Regions from separate parts of the Homo sapiens genome. Here regions 1 and 2 are each linked to region 3. A link is a contact called in ENCODE Hi-C or POLR2A ChIA-PET data. All regions are on one chromosome and are shown on one strand. The core of a region is the stretch at or near the end of the contact, and the rest is flanking DNA. Distances in the headings are between cores, read along the strand shown.

What was found. A loop is a pair of places that touch in the nucleus more often than their neighbours do. ChIA-PET counts read pairs that join two places held with the same protein, here RNA polymerase II (POLR2A). Pooled maps may share reads with other maps.
Region 1: a loop to region 3 is called in a map of ascending aorta, with 2.1 times the contacts of the local background. The contact joins the enhancer-like site here to the promoter of CIMIP6 in region 3. A Hi-C loop is called at or near these places in 3 of 168 maps with a recorded cell type or tissue (Caco-2, ascending aorta and left ventricle myocardium inferior) and 5 of 50 pooled maps. POLR2A ChIA-PET finds 5 or more read pairs at or near these places in 1 of 52 experiments (AG04450).
Region 2: a map of posterior vena cava shows a loop between it and region 3 (2.0-fold over the local background). The contact joins the enhancer-like site here to the promoter of CIMIP6 in region 3. A Hi-C loop is called at or near these places in 3 of 168 maps with a recorded cell type or tissue (adrenal gland, esophagus muscularis mucosa and posterior vena cava), 1 of 37 single-sample maps with no recorded cell type and 4 of 50 pooled maps. POLR2A ChIA-PET finds 5 or more read pairs at or near these places in 2 of 52 experiments (OCI-LY7 and endothelial cell of umbilical vein).

What each region holds. Positions count from the first base shown.
Region 1 is chr2:54,239,402-54,242,960 of GRCh38, reverse strand. The region is part of intron 3 of ACYP2 (acylphosphatase 2); the gene reads right to left. All of the region lies in intron 1 of LOC105374610 (a long non-coding RNA gene), which reads left to right. Among named protein-coding and RNA genes, the nearest start is that of TSPYL6, 15 kb to the left of the region's middle. Within about 2 kb of position 1,865, at least 7 of the 41 ENCODE cell types and tissues checked have a DNase peak (open chromatin) inside an H3K27ac peak, as active enhancers do; they include ascending aorta and left ventricle myocardium inferior, where a contact is called at or near this core.
Region 2 is chr2:54,436,692-54,440,147 of GRCh38, reverse strand. The region is part of intron 3 of LOC102724072 (a long non-coding RNA gene); the gene reads right to left. Among named protein-coding and RNA genes, the nearest start is that of SPTBN1, 18 kb to the left of the region's middle. Within about 2 kb of position 1,672, at least 7 of the 41 ENCODE cell types and tissues checked have a DNase peak (open chromatin) inside an H3K27ac peak, as active enhancers do.
Region 3 is chr2:54,329,238-54,332,487 of GRCh38, reverse strand. It overlaps CIMIP6 (ciliary microtubule inner protein 6), which reads right to left and starts at 1,604. Exons shown (of 5, transcript NM_001100396.2): 1 at 1,487-1,604. The coding sequence starts at 1,512.

The DNA of each region.
Region 1 (3,559 bases), core at 616-3,115, 90 kb after region 3:
ATGATTCAGGAGTTTGCTAAAGGGTGCTAACTTCAGATAATACATACGGTCATGCATCATTTAATGACTGGGATACATTCTGAGAAATGCATCGTTAGGTGATTACACTGTTGTGTGAACATCATAGACTGTGCTTACATGAATCTAGATGGTATAGCTTACTACCCACCTAGGATATGTGGTATAACCTATTTGCTCCTAGGCTACAAACCTAGGCTGTCGCCTAGACTGGAGTGCAATGGCGCACATGGAGTGCAATGGAGTGTATAGTATGCCATGTTACTGAATAGTGTAGGCAACTGTAACACAATGACATTTGTGTATCTAAACATAAAAAAGGTATAGTAAAAATATTAATTTTAATCTTGTGGGACCACTGTTATATATGCAGTTCATCGTTGATCAAAATGTTGAATTATGTGGCATATGACTGTATATATTTTACCTAAAACATCAAGTCATTATGTGGCATATGACTGTATATATTTTACCTAAAGCATCAAATATATGTTCATTCTGCTAAATATAATCCAATTTTCCATTTTAATGGAGAAAACCAATAACCACAATGACAAGGTGAAATGGGCAAGACAAGCCTTCAGTTGACGTCACAGGACATCAATGATGAGCAAAGTCATCTCAGGATTACTTAATTCTCAAAGGGTATTCTATCTACCAAGCCTGGTGGTTTGCATCTTGTTTGACGTTGTATAGATGACAAAACTGCAACTGCTGCAGACTGCAGTCACTGTGCTGGAATGTCAATTCTGTAATGCTGTGCATGGTTTGAACAGATTAATTCAAATGTTTTGAACATAGCAAACCTGCCATTACTTTCACCAAGCATGCAATATAGTCATAGCGTCTGCACTTTTACTACGCGTATTATAAATACATGGCTAATTTCTCCCATATGCTATTATTTCAGCTGAATTTTTTTCTTTTTTGATACAGTGTCTTGCTGTGTCACCTAGGCTGGAGTGCAATGGCGTGATCTTGGCTCACTGCAACCTCTGCCTCCTGGGTTCAAGTAATTCTCCCTGCCTTAGCCTCTGGAGTAGATGGGATTATAGGTGCCTGCCACCACGCCCAGCTAATTTTTGTATTTTTAGTAGAGGCAGGGTTTCACCACGTTGGCCAGGCTGGTCCTGAACTCCTGACCTCAGGTGATCCACCTGCCTTGGCCTCCCAAAGTGCTGGGATTACAGGCGTGAGCCACTGCGCCTGGCCTCAGCTGAAATATTTTCATACTCTTAATGGCAACACATTTGATAAATAAATCTGATACAAGTGAAACATGGTTTATCCCTTGCAAAACTTTATTACATCATTCAAGAGAAAGACGTGACTATCTTCACTTCTCCTGGCATAGACGAATCTCTACCTCATGGAGGAGAAAAAAAAAACTGCAAAACTTTCTGCAATTCCCATTTGACTTCAGATAGAAACAACACAACAATATCAGAGGTCTTAATTAAAGAGGTTTGAGGGAAAGCCCAGGGTATCATGCCTTGAATTTTTTCAAGCTAAGCCTATACCTCCTGAGCACCTGAGTGCATACTTCAACACATTTGTTAGTAGAAGGCTTCATTTTTCGGTTCAATATCATACTTAAACCAGCTGGAATTTTTAGAGCAGTCCAAGAACACCCTGTGTTATAACATTGCTATTTCCATGGAAATTTGGATAAGGGTCAGCTGGCATATATTATAAATAGTTTCCCATGATATCCCTAAATTAGAGATTAATTCAACTTGTAACAACTGAATTGACTTAATTAAAAAATGTTTTTCCTGCCTTGTCATTCACAGGCATTTGGGGAGGGAGTGGGGGTGCTCTACTCTGAGACTCCTTGCTCCAAGGCTGAAAAGATGATACTCTTTGGGCCATGTCAATGGCACTTGCTCTCCAGCCAGCCAAAGGAAGAAAAAGGAATACAAATAAAGGCTGCCAGATTATAAGCAAAGACTTTACCAAGAAAAATAAAGTGGTAGAAAACCTCATTACCTCAATGAGAACAGACATTCATCTCCTCGGCCTAAATGTCTTCTTTCTAAAATTACTAAAGTAAAGTACAAGATCTGGATTATGTGTCAAAGGTGAAAGGGACCTTATTTTGCAGCCTAAGCCACTGAAGCAAGGAAAACATAGTCTGGGTCAGAATGTTAGGTAACAGATGCCCTAGATATAGGCCCCAAGTTTCCTGACTCTTAGTTCTCTATGTTCCCCACCCCGTTTGCCAGAGAGCCACTCATCTCACCAGGGAGTTGCTCATCTAAATTGCATCCTTTGTAATACGAGCCTGAGTCTTAGGAATTCAACTTGTCACAAGTATGATGAGGCAGGGAGTGCCGCAAAGACAAAGTTTTGAGGACCAATAAAAATGGGAAAACTAAAAGTTGGAGAATGAGAAATTATTGATATCTTTAGGGGTGGTACAGGAGCTCCGGTTAGAGACAGCCCTTCCCAGTTATTAGAAAAAGAAACACCTCTAAAGTAGAGAAGAATGAGTTCTCCAGGCTACAAAGGTCTGATGTGCTATTTTTTTAGAAAAAGTGAATTTTCTTTTTTGTTTGTCTGCTCACCAAGAAGGCTTCACCACATATGCAGAATGATTCCTGCATGAGGTCTGTTTTCTACTCTAAAGTAATAAGCTGATATAACTAGTTTATTCATTATTCCCTTCTTAGGGGATTGTGACTTCATTCCTCACCTAAACCTAGTTTCCAAAAAGTGCAACACTAAGATCATGGTGACACCCACCCCCATCTAAGCTACAGACTCTATGGGCATTCTCAGTGCTACTCACCTTCATTACGTTAATTCCAGATCTTTCTCAAACATCTACTTGGTCACATAAGATGGTTACAGAGCTCTAACTTCGTTCTGAGAAGAAATTCCCACCCCTAATGACTAACTCTAATCCCCTGGACCATGGAGTCACAATTCCTTCTGGGTAATGCTCTAAACTGGTGAGAATATGTAAAATTTTTGTTATAAATACTTTAAATTTAGGGATTACTTCTAAAGTACTTCTCAGAAGAATTTTAAAAATAAAGAAGTGAATAGATTCATATGTAAACACATGACATTTGGAAATATTTACCAGTTTCTTCTTCCCTATTCTACCATGAAAACAGCATATTTAGCTTCTTGGTGAGCCACAACTGAGCCCTCTATTTAGAGTTTGTCCCCCTTACCACCTTCTTAGGTCACCATGGGTGGTAAAGTAAGAATCATATTAAATTTTAGTTCAGCTGTGATGATGCTGTGCCCTTTATAACCTTGGTGGTTTAGACAACCCCCTGGAGTTTCTTAGTCATTATAAGCTCAGTGTTTCTAACAAGGACATATGGCACAGCCTCAAATACTCCTCTGGCTCACATCAGATGCTAACAATGCTATTTCAAGAGTGGGAAATGGGAGGAGAAGTGGGATGGGGCATGCTTTTCTCCTTAACCTTTCTAGGAAGCAGTTCTTGAGATTATTAGCTTCATTCTAGACTACAAAATACATGGGCAGTAGCGGGAGGCTCTAGGTTGATGACTTCATCAGTTCC
Region 2 (3,456 bases), core at 423-2,922, 110 kb before region 3:
GCAAGCACCTGATCTGATCCATGGATCTCCAACTAGTCAGTTGGAGAACTCAGTATGGCTAATCAAGGAGCAGTCCTTTCGGCCATATCCCCTGCTTCTTCCTGCCCCGGCACAGAAAAATGACTGCATGTTTGAAACTCTGAAGGGCTCCCATAGGACTTCCTGTCAACACAAACATACTCTCCCCATAAGCAAACTTCTCCTTTCTACTTCATACTCTCAGTTAATTGCAAAGAAACAGAGTAAACAAATGTCCAGTGGTATTTTAATGACACAGATACGTCCCCATTCGGAACAGCAGGAACACGATGAAAAGTGGCTGTACCATCTACTCTTTGGGCCTGGCATCCTCCCAACCCCTCTCCACCCCAGCCCTGCACTACACACTTCTAAGGTTGGCTGCCTGGGCTGCCTGCTCTCCGTGGCTTCATGCTTGGATTCTTACTCCTCTTTTGATTTGTCAAATTTGATTATTAGACCAACAATGGGTTTACCTTTGACCTCACACCCTGCTGACCCCCTGAATGTGGGGATCCAGTTTTCACTCCAGACCCTAACTCAGGCCCTGGAGATCTCAACAGTAGTTCACTGATCGTGCAGTGGCTCTTCTGGTCCCACCTGATCCTGGCCACATCAGCCAATTCGAGACACAAGACCCTGCCAACCACACATGGCAAACGACACATGCCAGCTAGAATCTGGGGCTATTTTCCAAGACAGTCTTGCCTGGCCCTGACCTGTCTGTGCAGCCAACCCATTTCCATTCAATTCCAAACCCTCGATTCACGACCACAATCTTGGTAGTCTCCAGATTTGAGGTTGCATGTGCTTTTCCAGCTATTTAGACTTGGACTTACCTCTACAAACCTTGGTCTTGGTCACCTTTGTGGCTCTCTGTGCTCTCAAGAGCCCTGTGCCTGTCCTACCCCCTCAACAAGGGAAGTCACCCTTTTACTATCATCATTGGGGGGCATTCCATTGGCCTCCTAAAGAGTGGGTATAAGGACAGGCATGGTGGCTTATGCCTGTAATCACAGCGTTTTGGGAGGCCGAAGCAGACCAATTACCTGAGGTCAGGAGTTCAAGACCAGCCTGACCAACATAGTGAAATCCGGTCTTTACTAAAAATACAAAAATTAGGGAGAATTGCTTGAGCCTGGGAGGCAGAAGTTGCAGTGAGCTGAGATCACACCACTGCACTCCAGCCTGGGCAACAGAGAGAGACTCCATCTAAAAAAAGAATGGGTATAAGCCAGTGAAGAAAATTGCTTTAGGGAGAAGGGCTTTTGACTTCTTTAAATCCTGTAAATCAGGAGGTTATTCTCAGAGGGAGATATAAAATGAGGGTTGTATAAATCTGGAGTCTTAGTGTAGTTGAGAAAGTGTTACACACATTTTATAAAGAACAAATGATTTAATCTCCCCCATCATTCTACCAGATGGATTGAGGCCTACTGGAAATATGTTGTGAGGGAAACGTTTATTAGGAGGATAAGGAAAGGACTTAGGACTCTTTTGTGATCCATCTTCCATAAGCAGTCAGTTTGCTTTGTCTTTTGTCTTTTTTTTTTTTTTTTAAAGAAAAAAGAGTATTGGCTCGAACTCCTAGTGCTTTCTTATGTAACAAACAAGTCAGGCAAAGGGCATGCCTTAGTGCAACGTGGACTCGGCAGACTGCCTGCATGATTAGAAGTGCGGGGAGTTGGATGCTCTTGCTCCCTGAAGATTGTCATGCAATTCCTCCTCAAGTGTTGAGCCTCTTTCCGGCAGAAGGGTGCCTTAGGGCAGGCCGTTATGATGCCTTGTCCACTGCTGGCATTCAGCAAGGGTAAGTAAATCATAATAGTTTTATGGTAAGACTACTGAATTTGGAGGCTAGGTTTCCAAAGCCGGTTCTCCTAATTAAATATCTGTAAGTCACATAGCCCATCGGAGTTCCTTTGCTCATCTGTAAAATGATAAGGGTTGATCCCACAATTCCTCTAAGATCCCCTACAGCTCAGAAATTCCCCAACTTGATAATAAATTACAGTTGGTATCTAAGCACTAATTGAAAAATCTATAAACCAGGTAAGATATTCTAGAAATGAATATATTGGCATCTCTCAACAATCAGAGTAATAATTAGAGTTTAAGTTTGATAGAAAATCATCATCTTCTTCTGTAAATTACCAGGATTAAATAAGAAAAAAAAATATAGGAACATCTAGCATGAAGGGTCACAATAAGCTTCAGTTAAAGGGACATTTTCTATCCCAGCATTTCCCAAAATATGATCCTAGAAATACTATTCTGTCATGTAGAGTCACCCATGCAGTTGTGTTCCATGAAGGTCCTTTATAATGTTTTTTCATGTGTGTCTAAATTTAGAATCCAGTCAGATATCACATATTGTGTTTCATTGTCAGGTCTCTTTAGTTGTTTGTAATCTAGAACAGTCTCCATGACTCTTTTCATTTTTCATGACATTGACACATTTTAGGAGTCCAGGTTAGTTATCTTGCAGCATCTCACACAATCTGGATTTATCTGATTGTTGTTTCCTCATGTTTAGCTTCAGATTTAACATGATCCTGAATCTAATCTAGCTATTTCTGGGGGTTGGCAAGAAAGCTATGTAAGTGATGTTCATACTGTTATTTTTTAAATTGTTTTTCTTTTACCCTTAGTATATGATCAAATATTACAGAAATAACATGAGATAGAAATGGAAGGTACTCCAAAATGCCAACCCCCAGAAATAGCTAGTATTTATATTTTAGTCTATATGACACTAGATTTTTTTTCCTCTGCATATAACAAAAATTGAATCATTTTCTAAATCATTTTTATAACTTGCTCTTTTTACATGTTGCTGTATCTTGGAACCCTTTCTGTGTAAGTACATATAGATCTACCAAATTCTTTTCAGAGGTTTGTTTCCAGTGTTTAGCTGTTAGGAACTATGTACATCATTCATGTACATTTGTCTTTGTGTACTTAGGGGAATGTTTTCTATAGGTTACTACTATAATTACTTCTACAGTAGAAGTAAAATGTGGGGTTCAATTTTAATAAGTATTGCAACATTGCCAACACAAAACATTATATCAATTTATACACTTATGAACAATGTATGAAACGACTGTTTTCTCATATCTTATCCTGGTTTTACCTCTTTTAAAAATCTGACTGAGTGCGGTGGCTCACACTGGTAATCCCAGCACTTTGGGACGCCCAGGTGGATGGATCACCTGAAGTCAGGAGCTCGAGACCACCCTGGCCAACATGGTGAAACCCCATCGCTACTGAAAATATACAAAAATTAGCTGGGCATGGTGGGGGGTGCCTATAGTCGCAGCTACTCAGGAGGCTGAGGCAGGAGAATTGCTTGAACCTGGGAGATGGAGGTTGCAGTAAGCCAAGATCCTAGGCTGCTGCACTCCAGCCTGGGTGACTGAGGGAGACTCTGTCTTA
Region 3 (3,250 bases), core at 355-2,854:
TAAGAGATATGAGAATAACATTGAATAATTCATTGTTTCAACAGATATTTATTGAGTTGCGTGCCAGGTGCTGTTGGAGGCACTGATGATAAAGCAGTGACAAAACAAAAATTCCTGCCCTCATAGAGCTTACACTCTAATGGGGAAAGGCGGATGAAAAAGTAAATTATATAGTCTGTTAAGTGCTAAGGACAATAATAAAATAGAGAATGGGAAAAGGGAGTGTATGTATGTAGGAGGTAGGTTTGCATTTTCAGGTAGGGTGGAGGCTGCATTGTGAAGGTGGCAAATGAAAAAAGAGGGGAAGAGAGAGCTAAGTGCATATTTGTGGGAAAAGCATTCTAGCAGAGTGAACTGTAACTGCCAAAGCTTCCCAGCAGAAGTGTAACCATCCTTAGCGCACTGCTTCTAAAAGTATGGGCACTGGAGTAGCAGCATTGGCATCAATTGTGACCTTGTTAGAAATACAAATTTATGGGGCCCATTTCCTTTATGTACCTAGTTTTTTGTTTACTTGTTTTTAGAAAGCACTGCAAACTCAGAATCTCTGGGGCTGGTTCCCAGGAACGTGTTTTAACCAGCTGTTTCGCTGATTCTTATGCACGTTCAAGTGTGAGAACCATTGTTCCAGGGACAAAAATACAGGCTTTGGAAGAGGGTATCCCTGGCTCCACATCATTCCTAACTAGCTGTATGTACTACCTTGATTAATAGTCTCAATTTAAGGTACATCAGAATCACCTGGATGCCTTGGTTGAAGCCAGATTATTGAGCCCCAGCCATAGAGTTTCTGATTCTGTGTGTCTCGGGGGTGGGAAGTCCCCAAAATTTGCATTCCTAACAACCAGGTGCTGCTGATGCTGGTCTTTATCACTGCAGATGATAGCAGAAAGGCCTGTTTGCTGTAGCAGAGTCCTGTCAGAGGGAGGCAAGAAACGGTAAGGGGCGTGTTGTGTAGACTCCATAGGCCATTGGAGGTGCCTTGGCTTTTACTCTACGATGTCGGATGGAGAACGGCGATCTAACCTGGGCTGTAAACGGATAGCTCTGACTGCTGTGTCGAGGAGGCTGCAGAGGGGTAAGGGAAAAGCAAAGCCACCAACTGGAGGGCTGTTGCAGCATCCCGGCAAGAGAAGCTGGTACTTGGGACTGGGTGGGCACAGTACTGAAAGTGATGAGCAGTGGTAGATTCTGGATAATTTTAAAGGTAAAGACTACAGAATCTGCTAATAATTGTGAGAAGGAGTGGATGACTTCAAGAATTTTAGATCCGGTAATGCAAGTCAAGTCCCTGACACACAGTATGTGCTCAGTAAACGGTGCGTTTTAAAAATTATTGTTGTAAGCGCTCAGCCAACTGGAAATTAGAGAAGCAAGGGGGCTGTCTGAGCTTGGCCTGGACTGTCCATGCTGGATCCCGGCCTCCCCCTGAAGGAGGAAAATAGTTTTTGGAAAGGGAAATAAGACACCAAACCCCAGCACTTACTGATGCTTATCTTCCTTTTCCTCCATGGGCCTCTACGGCACCAGGCAGCGAGGAGCCTCCTGGGAAGAACAGGGACGCAGCCCTGCCAGGAAAAGGGTGCGCAAAGCGCGGCGACTGTGACTCGCGCGTTGCTAAGCGACGGGCGCTAGTCCTCGGAAAGGGGCGTGGGGGGAAACTCCTGGAGTGCGCAGGCGCAGTTAAGCCGGGTTGGTGCTGGACTGTTGCTCACTGTGCGCGACTGCGCGGCGAGGAGGGCGGGGGTGCCTGGCCGCGTCTCTAGGCGTGTGGGCTCGACGCCCTGCGTTTGAACTTGCCCTTCCCATTGTAGGGCCAGGAGGGGTGTTTATCAGGACTGATTTGGTCCTTGAGGATAGGGGAAGGGCTGTTTCCGGAGCTGCGGGGCAGCGCTGCTGCCGTCTCCGCCGTGCCCGCCCTCCGGAGCCCGGCAGGTCGTCGTCAAAGCGCTGCCACGGGTCGCCCAAGCTGGCTGCAAAAGTGCGGGCCGGCGGGAAGGATACTTGTTTTCCCTTGTATTGTTAACAATACTGTGCGAGTCGTGATTGGTTGCTCCTGAGCTGCCTAGCCTTTACTCCAGAAAGCTTGGTTGTCACTGTTTTCCACCATTTCTGACAAAACCTTCCCCGGCTGGGCTGCCAGGATTAAAATAGAGCAAGGGAACACTCATCTCCTGCAAATGAGGCTCCCTGCTGTGTGTCATCTGTTGCAGCCTGAGCGGGGTTCAGAATAGGGTAGCTTAGGCAGCGGGTTGGGGCTTGTATGTGTAGCACTTACCCAAAAAGAGCAAGCTCCTGGGAAAAGCCGTTGCTGACTTGCATCCACCTTCTGGCCCTGGAATTTCTTACTTCATTTCACCATTGCCTCCCAATTTCCACTACCAGAGCCAAAAGTCTTTGGCATCTGTCATAGTAACTCACGCATTTCCCTGGATAACGGAAAAAGAAAAGTCCAGAGTTGAATTCTGCCTTATATCAGGCTATGCATACGTATATGTTTGGAATCCAGAGTCAGTGTTCGTGTGTGTGTTTACATTCACCTTGGAGAGTGATGGGAGAGCAGAGGTTGGTCCTAGGACTCATTTTATGTATGTGACCTGAAATCCTATCAGGAAGAAGAATATATGTGTAGATTTGACACCTAGTGACCTAAATACCTGAGTGTGGACTTCGTTGTTAAAGACTGGAGTGTGTGTGAATGTGTCATTGTGTGTGTGTGTGTTTGGTGAGTAAGGAGTGGATGAGTAAATAAATATGGGGCAAGTGGGTTGAAAACCAGAAAGCAGGGGGAACTAATAGCAATTGAGCTTCCACTAGGGGACCAGGCATTTGTTAGGCATTGTATTAAACACCACCTGCTTATCTGGTCTTATCCTAACCATCACACTGTGATTAGGAGCTTAGGGTCTGGGAGCAGTCAGTGTTTGAAACCTGGCTTTACCACTTAACTAGCTAGTTCACTTGGGCAAATGATCTAACCTCTCTGAGCCTCAATTTTTTTCATCCACAAAATGGGGAAAATACCTAGGGTTGTTGTGAGGTGTAGATGATTTAATACAGGCAGAGTACTGAGAACAGGGCCCGATGCTTAGTAAGTGCTTTGCCATTATTTTTATTGATCAACTTGATCTGCTTATGCTGCCACATGTCCTTGAGGGTTAGTCAACTCCCTCATCATTCCCCCTAATTTCTGCTTCAACCTTCACCAATCTCTTCAAGTCCTAAAACCACTTACCCTCAGGAACAATCT